Linked DNA regions of Homo sapiens: region 2 is linked to region 1. Evidence: chromatin loops called from intact Hi-C (ENCODE). Cell type or tissue: PC-9. All regions are shown on one strand. Each heading gives the region's core, and the rest is flanking DNA. Links, peaks and the distances in the headings are about the cores only.

Region 1 (5,384 bases), core at 226-5,225:
GCTGGAGAGGATATGGAGAAATAGGAATACTTTTACACTGTTGGTGGGAGTGAAAATTAGTTCAACCATTGTGGAAGACAGTGTGGCAATTCCTCAAGGATCTAGAACTAGAAATACCATTTGACCCAGCCATCCCATTACTGGGTATATACCCAAAGGATTATAAATCATTCTACTATGAAGACACATGCACACGTATGTTTATTGCAGCACTATTCACAATAGCAAAGACTTGGAACCAACCCAAATGTCCATCAGTGGTAGACTGGATTAAGAAAATGTGGCACATATACACCGTGGAATACTATGCAACCATAAAAAAGGATGAGCTCATGTCCTTTGCAGGGACATGGATGAAGCTGGAAACCATCATTCTCAGCAAACTATCACAAGGACAGAAAACCAAACTCATGTTCTCATTTATAGTTGGGAATTGAACAATGAGAACACTTGGACACAGGGTGGGGAACAGCACACACCAGGGCCTATTAGAAGGTGGGGGGCTGCAGGAGGGATATCATCAGGAGAAATACTTTATGTAAATGATGAGTTGATAGGTGCAGCAAACCAACATGGTACATGTATACCTATGTAACAAACCTAAATGTTGTGCACATGTACCCTAGAACTTAAAAAAATAATAATAATAATTAACAACTGACAGTGGCACATACAGTAGCTCTACCATTAATTTGACAATAAACTCTACAGGTTACCTCTTCACAGAATTTATCACTTTTTGAAAATTAAAATTTGAGCCAGATGTCTTCTAAATTCTGTTATATCACAACAGGATTGGGGCTATTTTGCCTATGCATGCACCTGTAACTAATTTCCTTCTCCTGAGGCAGAGAGGACCCTTCTCCCCTTCATATGTAGCCTCTTTCACTTCCAAGGACAGTCAGCCTGATCCAGCCAGGATCCCGGAAGGGGCACTGGAGGCTGCCTGGAAGAACTTGCCCCAAGGGTGGATTAAATACCTGGGAACACACCCAGCTCACAGCTGGAGGAAGGCCACCTGGGATGAGGCAGTCACCCAGAAATGTAGAGACAGACAGGCATGCTAGTTCAGGAATGCCGTCAGTGTGAGGGAGGGAAGGAAAAAGCCAGGAGTAGTTCTCAACTTTTTGGACTCCTGGTACACTTCCAAATACTGGAATTTTTGACTAGGGGACTTTTCTTGAAGCTGTTTTTGCACAAGACTGAGAAAATATCCATTTTCCATACTGAAGAATGAGGAGAATGCTCAAGAGCCACAGGTGCTGGAGTTAAAAGGCGGCATACCACCAAGCCTCCTTGCTAGTTCTGCTCAGATGTCATGCCACTCAACTAGGTCATTCCTCAGCCCTGAGAAGCTGCTTTTGAATAGAATTGTTTACTGCCAGGCCTGGATTTCTATTATGCCCAGGAGGTGGTTTTCCCACATTGCAGTAAACATTTGATCTTTCTTACGTGCCAAGCTGAAGTTAAGCCTCCCATCTCTTATTGCAGGAAACTGTACCCCACTCTTATTCACAGCCCTACTTAGAACAGACAGCACAATATGACTAAGGAAGACTTGTGAAAATACAACAGTTTCATCACAATTTAGGGCTAAGATTTAAGATACCACCAGTATGACAGCTAAAGAAGGGAACAGAAAAGTACAGCTCCTGTCACTAAATCTGTAGGCACAGACAGGCCACAACCAGAGTCTGCTACAGGAAGGAGGAGAAGTAGCACCACATTGGAGAGGACTTTATTTCCAGGGCAAGAGGGTGATTAGGAAACACTGACAAGAGCAACACAGAATCCAAAGAACTAAAGAGACTGAGGTCCTAGGCATGTTTCTGAGATAGGAGTTTGAACAACTGAGGAGGAAAAGGACAAGCCAAATTATTAGAACTGAAAGGTTACTGCTGGACTGATAGTAAACACTGACAAGAGCAACACAGAATCCAAAGAACTAAAGAGACTGAGGTCCTAGGCATGTTTCTGAGAAAGGAGTCTGAACAACTGAGGAGGAAAAGGACAAGCCAAATTATTAGAACTGAAAGGTTACTGCTGGACTGATAGTAAATGCTGAATTGTCTCATCTTGCCTGCCTGGAGTCAGAATTGGTTCCAGAGACTGGAATGTAGCTGAGCTAGGAAGTGGGAATCAAAAGCCCAGGGGTGGGGGTGGGGGGTTCTGTCAAGGCTGGAATTCAGTGAGAGCCTAAAGCCTGTTTTAACTCAGGCAGGGAAGATGACTAAGAGTGGAAACCAGGCTCGAAAAATCATGAGTCATTCTTAAAAGAAACCAACATCAGTGTCAGTAACTTCCCTGGGAACTTGGAAAAGGGGCCTGAACAAATATTTTGGAATCTAATATCCTGCACCAACACTGAACTGCTCCTTCATTTGGATAGGTCACTCTAACTTTTCCGTTCTCAGAGCTCTTTCAGTTACCAAACGAGACTAACAATATCTGTTTGCAATATTTTTACCAGTAAAAAAAAATCAGTAGGAAAAAAGGTGACCTTCTGGAGAAATAAATTATTACACATGAACTCCTTATACATAGGGAGAGTCTGCAAACAGTTCCCTCCGAACCAGTGTCACACTCATCAGTAAACTCATCAGTGCAATAATCCTCAGAATGAATGTGCAGTTCAGTTTCACAATTACAGCAGGACAATTAAAATCTGAATTTCTGTAAAATGAGATAGGAGTGAATTTTCCTCACACATTCTCTTCCAACTTAAGAACACATTTGCTAATTTCCTATAATTGGCAAGGCATTATGTGAACTGCTTAAAGAGATTACAAAAATAACTAAGACCAAAAGCTACCTGACTTTAAAGTAAAAACAGAATTAGAAGGTTAAGGATTGTTAGTCTGCTACCTATAAGAAACGAATACTTCAAGATTTAATTCAAAATACATTTTCTAGATATTCTTATAGTTCCAATACACTAGATTACTACTGATATCTATAACACAGATGAATCCCCAGAAAGATTGTGCTAAGTGAAGCCAGGCACAAAAAACTACATTTTACATGATTTCTTTAGAACGAAGCTCAAGAATGGGCAAAATCAATTTATGGAGGAAGTCTTTAAGTGCTTGCAGGGACCATGTGGAGGAAGGTTGACATGAAAGGGGTACAAGGGTGCTGGAAATGTCCTCCATCTCTTGTTTTGGGTGGTGGCTATACAACTGTCATAACTTAAACAGTTAACAGTACATTTTACTATATGTAAAATATGCTTTTACAATGTTAACCAAAAATATCACTGGACTAAATAAGCAGTACTAGGAATAGAGGGTTCAGACAAGAGCACAGGCAAAAGATAATGTTAATATTTCTTATACTTGATCTCAATGGCATTTATAAAGACAATATTCCCAATTTGAAAGGAATTAGAGGTATTAGATATAACAATAATACAGATATATTACCTGCTAGTTTCAATCACATATGAAAGATCCCTACACAGAAAAATAAGTCACAGGACTGTTTAACAGCAAGTGATAACAGAATTTGCAACCCTTTATTTTTTGCCCTATGAACTGAAAACAAAGCAAGCTTTAATTTGCATCTTCCATATCACTCTATTACTAGGGTGCTTTGGCTATTCACAGGGGAGGAAATCCCCAGTGTGATTCTCTAATATTAGGATTTTTCATGGGCAACAAATATTGAGAGAAGCATATCAGAGTCATCAGTAGGTATTTTCCACCCTCACAGATTGTGATTCATGCCCTACGTGCTTGGTTGTGACTCCCAGCCGAAGTCAGGTTAAACTCTTCCTCCAGACAGGAATGAGTCACATCCCACAGCCAGTAGAGTAGAAGTCTGGAGAGCCATTTCTGGCTGAGAATCCAGAGGCCCGTTGGCTTCTAGCTCCCTGCCTCTCCCTTCCTCAAGAGGAAAAGATGGAGTGCAGGGAACAGATGTACCTGCTCCCTCTCTTTCTTCCTCCTTTGGAAACTTCCGGAAGCTACACAGAATTGCTGCGGTCCAAGCTCTCCATGGCCTCTCCTTTAGCACAAGAAAGGAAGATAATTATGCTAAACTGAAATGCAAAGAAAGAATGAAGAGAACTGGGGTGACTGACCGAGTTTTGTTGCCTTCCAACCCAGGGCTATTATTTCAGCAAGGAACAAAGGGGCACTGGAACCACTAGCAATAGTACCACTTTGCAAGGTGCATTAACAGCTGTAGAAATCATTATAAACAAAACCTCTGCATGGTGAATTCCCTGAGTACGACTGGACTTGTGAGCCTGAAAGCATTTGTGGTGTTTTACGCAGTAATCTAATGTACATCTTGAGCCTTCTCATAGACCTGTTTTGTAAAGAGTTGATAATCTAAGGCCATGTTATTTTTAGAATTATAAAAATAACAGGTGCACTTGTCAGCCATCTCCCAGTGAGAGCCCATTCCCTTGAACTAGTTTTGGATATGCCCAGGTTCTGTTCTCAGCTATCCTGGTTCAGTCTCTTTTTTCACGATCTTTAAATATAATCTGCTGTTATTCTGTTGGTATGTTTGTCTTCCCTGCTAGGCTGCCTACTTTGAGAACAGGGGCCACTTCAGTCTTCTTTGTTGCTCAATTTCTAGTACCTAACACAACACCTGACATACAGAAGGTGCTGAACAGATATCAGGTAAATGAATGCATTTCTGTGTACATTTTTAGTTTTTATTTTATCACTTATTAGAATATAAGCTCTATTGAAGATGGGATCCTATCTGCTTCCTTATCTCTACACCTTAAATATACCGCACATATTTACTGAATAAAGATTGTGAGGCAAGATAAATCCAGTGCTCTAAGCTAAATGAAATCTCTATGCACATGACTTTTTCAAAAAGTAGTGGGCTTGATTTATGAAGATGACTCATTGCTACCAAATTCCAGTCAGCTTTCAGATGATTTTTTTCTTTGCCAAATAATCTAGTAAAGATGGTGACTGAACTCTTCCAAATAAGTATTTTGAAGTATAAAACAGGCCACTAGCCACAGTAAAGGCAACTGTAACTCTCAGGAAAACCATGATTACCCATGGCTCAAAAGCCTTTTGCTGTGTTTGCTTACCCTTGGAGCAGATAAAAGGCCTGTTTGGAAATGTTCATGTCTCCTCTATGATTTGTAGGCTGTGATATGCCCGTTATAGAAGCATGTACCCAGTGGTCACTAAGTACTATTTAAATTTAAATGGAGGCAGAAAATATGAGATGGTCTGGCAATCTTCCAAATAGAGTACAGCCTGAAATCCAGTGGACAACGAGAACTGCAATTCTAAATGCAGTAAGAGAAAGATGGAATTTTGGCTTTCATAGAAAAAGTAACTCCTATGAAAGGCTTAAATATAAAGTGAATAATCTTAAACTCTACTTCATTTGGGGATAAAAAC
Region 2 (5,384 bases), core at 254-5,253, 63 kb after region 1:
ACTTGTCTCAGTCTGGATCAGACTCAAGTTGCTCTCCAGAATGCCTCTGGGAGGAAGGCAAAGAAGTTATCCCAACTTTCTTTAGTACCATGAACACAAGCTTTAGTGACATTGAACTTCTGGAAGACAGTGGCATTCCCACAGAAGCATTCTTGGCATCATGTTGTGCTGTGGTTCCAGTATTAGACAAACTTGGCCCTACAGTGTTTGCTCCTGTTAAGATGGATCTTGTTGAAAATATTAAGAAAGTAAATCAGAAGTATATAACCAACAAAGAAGAGTTTACCACTCTCCAGAAGATAGTGCTGCACGAAGTGGAGGCGGATGTAGCCCAGGTTAGGAACTCAGCGACTGAAGCCCTCTTGTGGCTGAAGAGAGGTCTCAAATTTTTGAAGGGATTTTTGACAGAAGTGAAAAATGGGGAAAAGGATATCCAGACAGCCCTGAATAACGCATATGGTAAAACATTGCGGCAACACCATGGCTGGGTAGTTCGAGGGGTTTTTGCGTTAGCTTTAAGGGCAACTCCATCCTATGAAGATTTTGTGGCCGCGTTAACCGTAAAGGAAGGTGACCACCGGAAAGAAGCTTTCAGTATTGGGATGCAGAGGGACCTCAGCCTTTACCTCCCTGCCATGAAGAAGCAGATGGCCATACTGGACGCTTTATAAGAGGTCCATGGGCTGGAATCTGATGAGGTTGTATGATGGCTGCTGGGCAGCACCTCCTAACTTCAGGGAATAAAGTGCTAAAGTGTAAAAAAAAATAAAAATAAAAATAAATAAATAAATAAAATTAAAAAAAATAAAAACCATGATTTCACAGCATCAATCATGCTTTTTATATTCCAAACTTCAAGAATTCATCCTATTATATTTTTATTATTTTACATTCAGAAATTACCCAAAGCGTTGATCTAAATCTACCATGTGATTACAAATTTCTTAAAAAGTCATGAAGTCCTTCACAAATTATTCATTTACTCAAGATTAAGTGTTATATTGGCTATTACATTCTCTAATAAATCATCTTATCTATTATTTGTACAAAGGATTTACACATTTGACTATGGTTTTTAGCTTGCTGCTTATTAAATCTTAAGCCCTTGGAAGATGAAATTTTAAAAATGCTTGAGATAATATATTTTACATGAATTGAATGATTCAAAAACAACCATAAAAAAGCAAATTCAATTGTATCTACTTGGAATTGCTAAATGAGTTCCATCTATGTGGTTTTTAATTGTCCTCTATCTTGTAACTTTTACCAGTATTTCATAACTAGATGTTTTCCTTAATTACTCTGGCCCTACAATGAGAATAAAAATAAGCTAGCACAAACATACCCTGACACAATTGTGCAGAAAACTCACCTTGGACTTTGCTAATGCATGCAAAGCATATCCCCAAGGCTTCTTTTTTTCTAGTCTCTTTTTTCCCAGGGGACGGCTCTGGAAGTGATCAACAGATTGTCTCCCTCTGAAGGGTATGGCTTGAGTTGAAAAAGATTTCAACCATAAATAGGTATTTATTTTCTTTGTGCCTGGAGAATATATGCTCATTAATTTTAAGAAATTTCAGCATTGTGATTTATTACAATAATAGTAATAATAATACTGCTAAAATTGGCATCATGTATATATTAAGTACTTAACCGGGTTATAACACCACATTGTTATGTAACATGAAAAGTCATTACTTAACATTGAGTTCATTAAAGCCACACACACAAAATGTAAATTACAAAGGAAATGGGCAAGTACATTCTCAAAATATGTAAAATTTCAGTGCTTTCTATATGGTTAGCACTATGTCAAATGCATTATGTGTATTCACTCCTAATCTTCATGACAACTTTGGAAAATAGATACTATTAGTCTCCCCATGTTAGAGGTAAAGAAAGTAGAGTCGGCTGGGTGCGGTGGCTCACGCCTGTAATCCCAGCACTTTGGGAGGCTGAGGCGGATGGATCACTTGAGGTGTGGAGTTCGAGACCAGCCTGACCAACATGGTGAAACCCTGTCTCTACTAAAAATACAAAATTAGCCAGGCGTGGTGGTGCATGCCTGTAATCCTAGCTACTTGGTAGGCTGAGGCAGGAGAGTCACTTGAACCCGGGAGGCAGTGGTTGCAGTGAGCCGAGATCGTGCCACACTCCACCCTGGGCAACAAGAGTGAAACTCTTCTAAAAAAAAAAAAAAAGAAAAAAAAGAAAAAGAAAGTAGAGTCACAGAGACATGGCAAGTTAGTGTCAAGATCTGGACCCAGGCAGTCTGGCTCCAGTGCTGGAAGTCTTTACCATTAAGCTATGTTACTGCTTTGTGACACCACAGAATCACAAATACTATGATTCTGAACAAATCACAGAAAAGAACCAGGGAAGAGAAATTGGAGAACCCAGAAGAGAAATCAAGGATCATTTATTTCAGTTCTTTTTAAGATACATAATCACTATTTTCCCAAGCCCATGGATAAAACTAATGTTGCAAAACAATATTGGTGGGCAGTGTCTGTGCCATACCAGGAGAGGAGAGAGGGCATGAGCTGTTAGACTTCAAAGGTTCTGGTCTGGCCAGTAAGATCACATTTGTGGGAGACAGATGTATCTTACCCAGATATAATTCAAAGGTCATCACCCAGCAACCTTCTGATTATTTTGTTTTCCACATCAGTCTGTCGAAAGGGAGAGTATGCTCTTATTACAAAGGCATGATTGTTCTCATACCTGAGACAGCAATGCCTTTTTACAAATTAATAGACTGATATTTATCTTTATATGCCCTGCCCCAAGAATCTACCACACAACATATCCCCCTGGTCATCCTGCATTAGATGTAAGGGGAAAGCTAGTGAGCACCACACCTCCAACAGTACTCAGAAGTCCCTCCCTTTCCCCATCCTTGCACTGCACTTGGGCCAAACCACTGGTGCTTTAGAATGGAGGGTTCCAGGAGTTTCCATCGTCCCCCAAACAAATTGACCCTTGGTGGCCCACCCTTGCATTCCCAACCCATGTCCCCCAGCACTTCAGGCCCTCCAAGTGTGTCATTAGTTACAACAAAACATTCTCAAAACAACAATAACAATAATTATATCAAAATCCTGGAGTCACTGTGATAAACTGAGGCTCAGAGAGTTTAGATGACAATCAAGGAGAGAGCTGAGCAGGACCAAATCCAATCTCCTGCTTCTCTGCTTTATGCTGCCCCCTGGTGGTGCACTGTCAATAGCCCAGCTTCCAAAGGCACCTTGCGGAACATGTTCTCCCTCCCCGTCCCTTCCATTCTTTCTCTCTGAAGAAGAGAAAGGGATAAACTACTGATGCACAGAATAACTTAGGAGTTGAGTCAGAAAGACATGTTCTTGTCCATAGTTCAAACCAGTTTTTCCAAATATTTTGAGAAAAGATGACCCCGTCATGAATTCAAATTTAACTAAAATGCTGTGATTGCATTACAAGCAAATTTAAAAGGTCCATTTGTGTATGACTTGATATTCTGAAAGACGAGAAAAGTATAGTAGCCTTTGGAACATATTGCTGTAATGCCACTGGCAAATTATTTTTAGAGAACACCATAGAACCTTAGCATTCTACCTTTCTAGACTATATAGTTTATATATTTTATTGACCTTCGGGTCTGTGAGAAGGACACAAATATTGGCAACATTATACTGCCAATATAAAGGATATTATACTGGCAATATAAAGGATATTGTTTCTTGACCAGCCTGGGCAACATTGCGAGACCCCTTCTCTACAAAATAAATAAATTTTTAAAAAGTTGGCCAGATGTGGCGGCTCACGCCTGTTATCCCAGCACTTTGGGAGGCCCAGGCAGGTGGATCACCTGAGGCCAGGAGTTTGAGACCAGCCTGGCCAACATGGTGAAACCCCATTTCTATTAAAAATACAAAAATTAGCCAGGTGTGTTGGTGCACGCCTGTAGTCCCAGCTACTTGGGAGGCTGAGACAGGAGAATTGCTTGGACCCAGGAGGAGGAGGTTGCAGTGAGCCGAGATCATGCCACTGCACTCCAGCCTGGGCAACAGAGTGAGACTCCATCTCAAAACAAAACAAACAAACAAAAAACATTGATTCTTTTTAAAGTATTTCAAAGGAACCTGCTGTATTTGGTATACGTTTTCATTTTCTTCTGACGTATTCCTAATAATATATGTACATGTAACTGTCACATAACAAGATAGTAACATGGAATTGCTACTTTCAGTTTATAGCCTCAGAAGCAGGTATCCAAAATTTCACATACATCCACATACCTTTACACATATATTATACCTATGTGTATATATAATTATATGTTGATTACTATATTCTACTAAATCTTAGAAAGGTATGTGAAGAGAAAAACATTCTGGTCAAAGCAAACTCACATACTCAAGTTAAAAATCAAGTGTAACCTTAGAAACCATCTTTCTAAATTCATAAGCCAAGAAACAAAGTTTCAATTTCCTATTTCTTTAGTTTACTCTAAGAGAAAGAGGGCTCTGGTCACTTAAAATTTTGCAAAATCTGTTTCAATCACATTTCACAAGACACTTGCTACAGCAGTGAATTTGAACCCAAGAATAAATAGCAATTCTGTAAACATTTACTCTTTCTTGCAATCTACAATATGGTCTCTAGACCAGCTGTTCTCCACAACAGGTGCAACAGATGGTATCATTCTCCAGTGCTCACTTAGAGGCCTTTGTTGTGCCCTTTCTACCAGTGGGCAAAAGTGAATACTTACTTTGGTGAATTGTATTCATCTTCTCAGAGGACAGAGGGCTTTAGTTTTGGCTCCCTTTCCAATAGTCTGGTTGTTCACAGTGTAGTAACTAGGAAATTTTCGGGTCGTGATTCTATCTGTTGGCTGTGAGAAGAAAGAACGGATCAAACCTCTGCAGAGTTGGTTTGGAATCTGTTGAGTTATATGCTGGGTTTGGGGGGGTTTTCTTTCATAAATTCATCAAAGTATGAATTCCTCTGCTTTGGAAGTAGTGACATCTTTAATATGGGAGAAGAGACATTGTACTTGTTAAGTCATGATGTCTGCAGAAGGTTCTGAACAAAATCTACTAAAGACAGTAATGTTGAAAATAGATAATGAAGGGACTTCAATTTAGAATGATAGGAAAATCCAGTTGCTTGCTTACATTTTCCAAATCATGCAGGAAAAGAAAAGTGAGCGGAGGTTTAGAAAAGGATATATACAAATGTGAGCATTTAGAAAACTGCTGATCTTAAGTCTACATAATGATTTAAATTACTTCAAATATATGAGTTGTTTTGATAATGCCAGAAATGTAGGCAGTAATCTATTTTCTACTTCTATTGCTTGTCAATTATAGCAGGAAGTCTTCAAGATGTAAATTACACAAAGA

Evidence for each region. Hi-C counts contacts between places; a loop is a spot of excess contacts. Peaks named below come from ENCODE experiments on the same cell type or tissue, not always from the same donor. Only the 100,000 strongest peaks of a DNase experiment are listed, where the experiment ranks them.
Region 2: a loop joins it to region 1, with 2.9 times the contacts of the local background. A loop is called at or near these places in 3 of 110 quality-filtered maps.

What each region holds. Positions count from the first base shown.
Region 1 is chr12:45,231,502-45,236,885 of GRCh38, reverse strand. The region is part of intron 1 of ANO6 (anoctamin 6); the gene reads right to left. Among named protein-coding and RNA genes, the nearest start is that of ANO6, 18 kb to the right of the region's middle. In PC-9, for the core only: no CTCF peak of the experiment used is centred there; DNase peaks (open chromatin) are centred at 1,015, 2,245, 3,765, 4,845 and 1 weaker place; H3K4me3 peaks cover 3,135 bases; H3K27ac peaks cover 4,931 bases.
Region 2 is chr12:45,168,477-45,173,860 of GRCh38, reverse strand. It overlaps the pseudogene PLEKHA8P1. Among named protein-coding and RNA genes, the nearest start is that of ANO6, 45 kb to the left of the region's middle. In PC-9, for the core only: CTCF peaks have their summits at 378 (motif pointing left), 3,016 and 3,217 (motif pointing left); no DNase peak of the experiment used is centred there.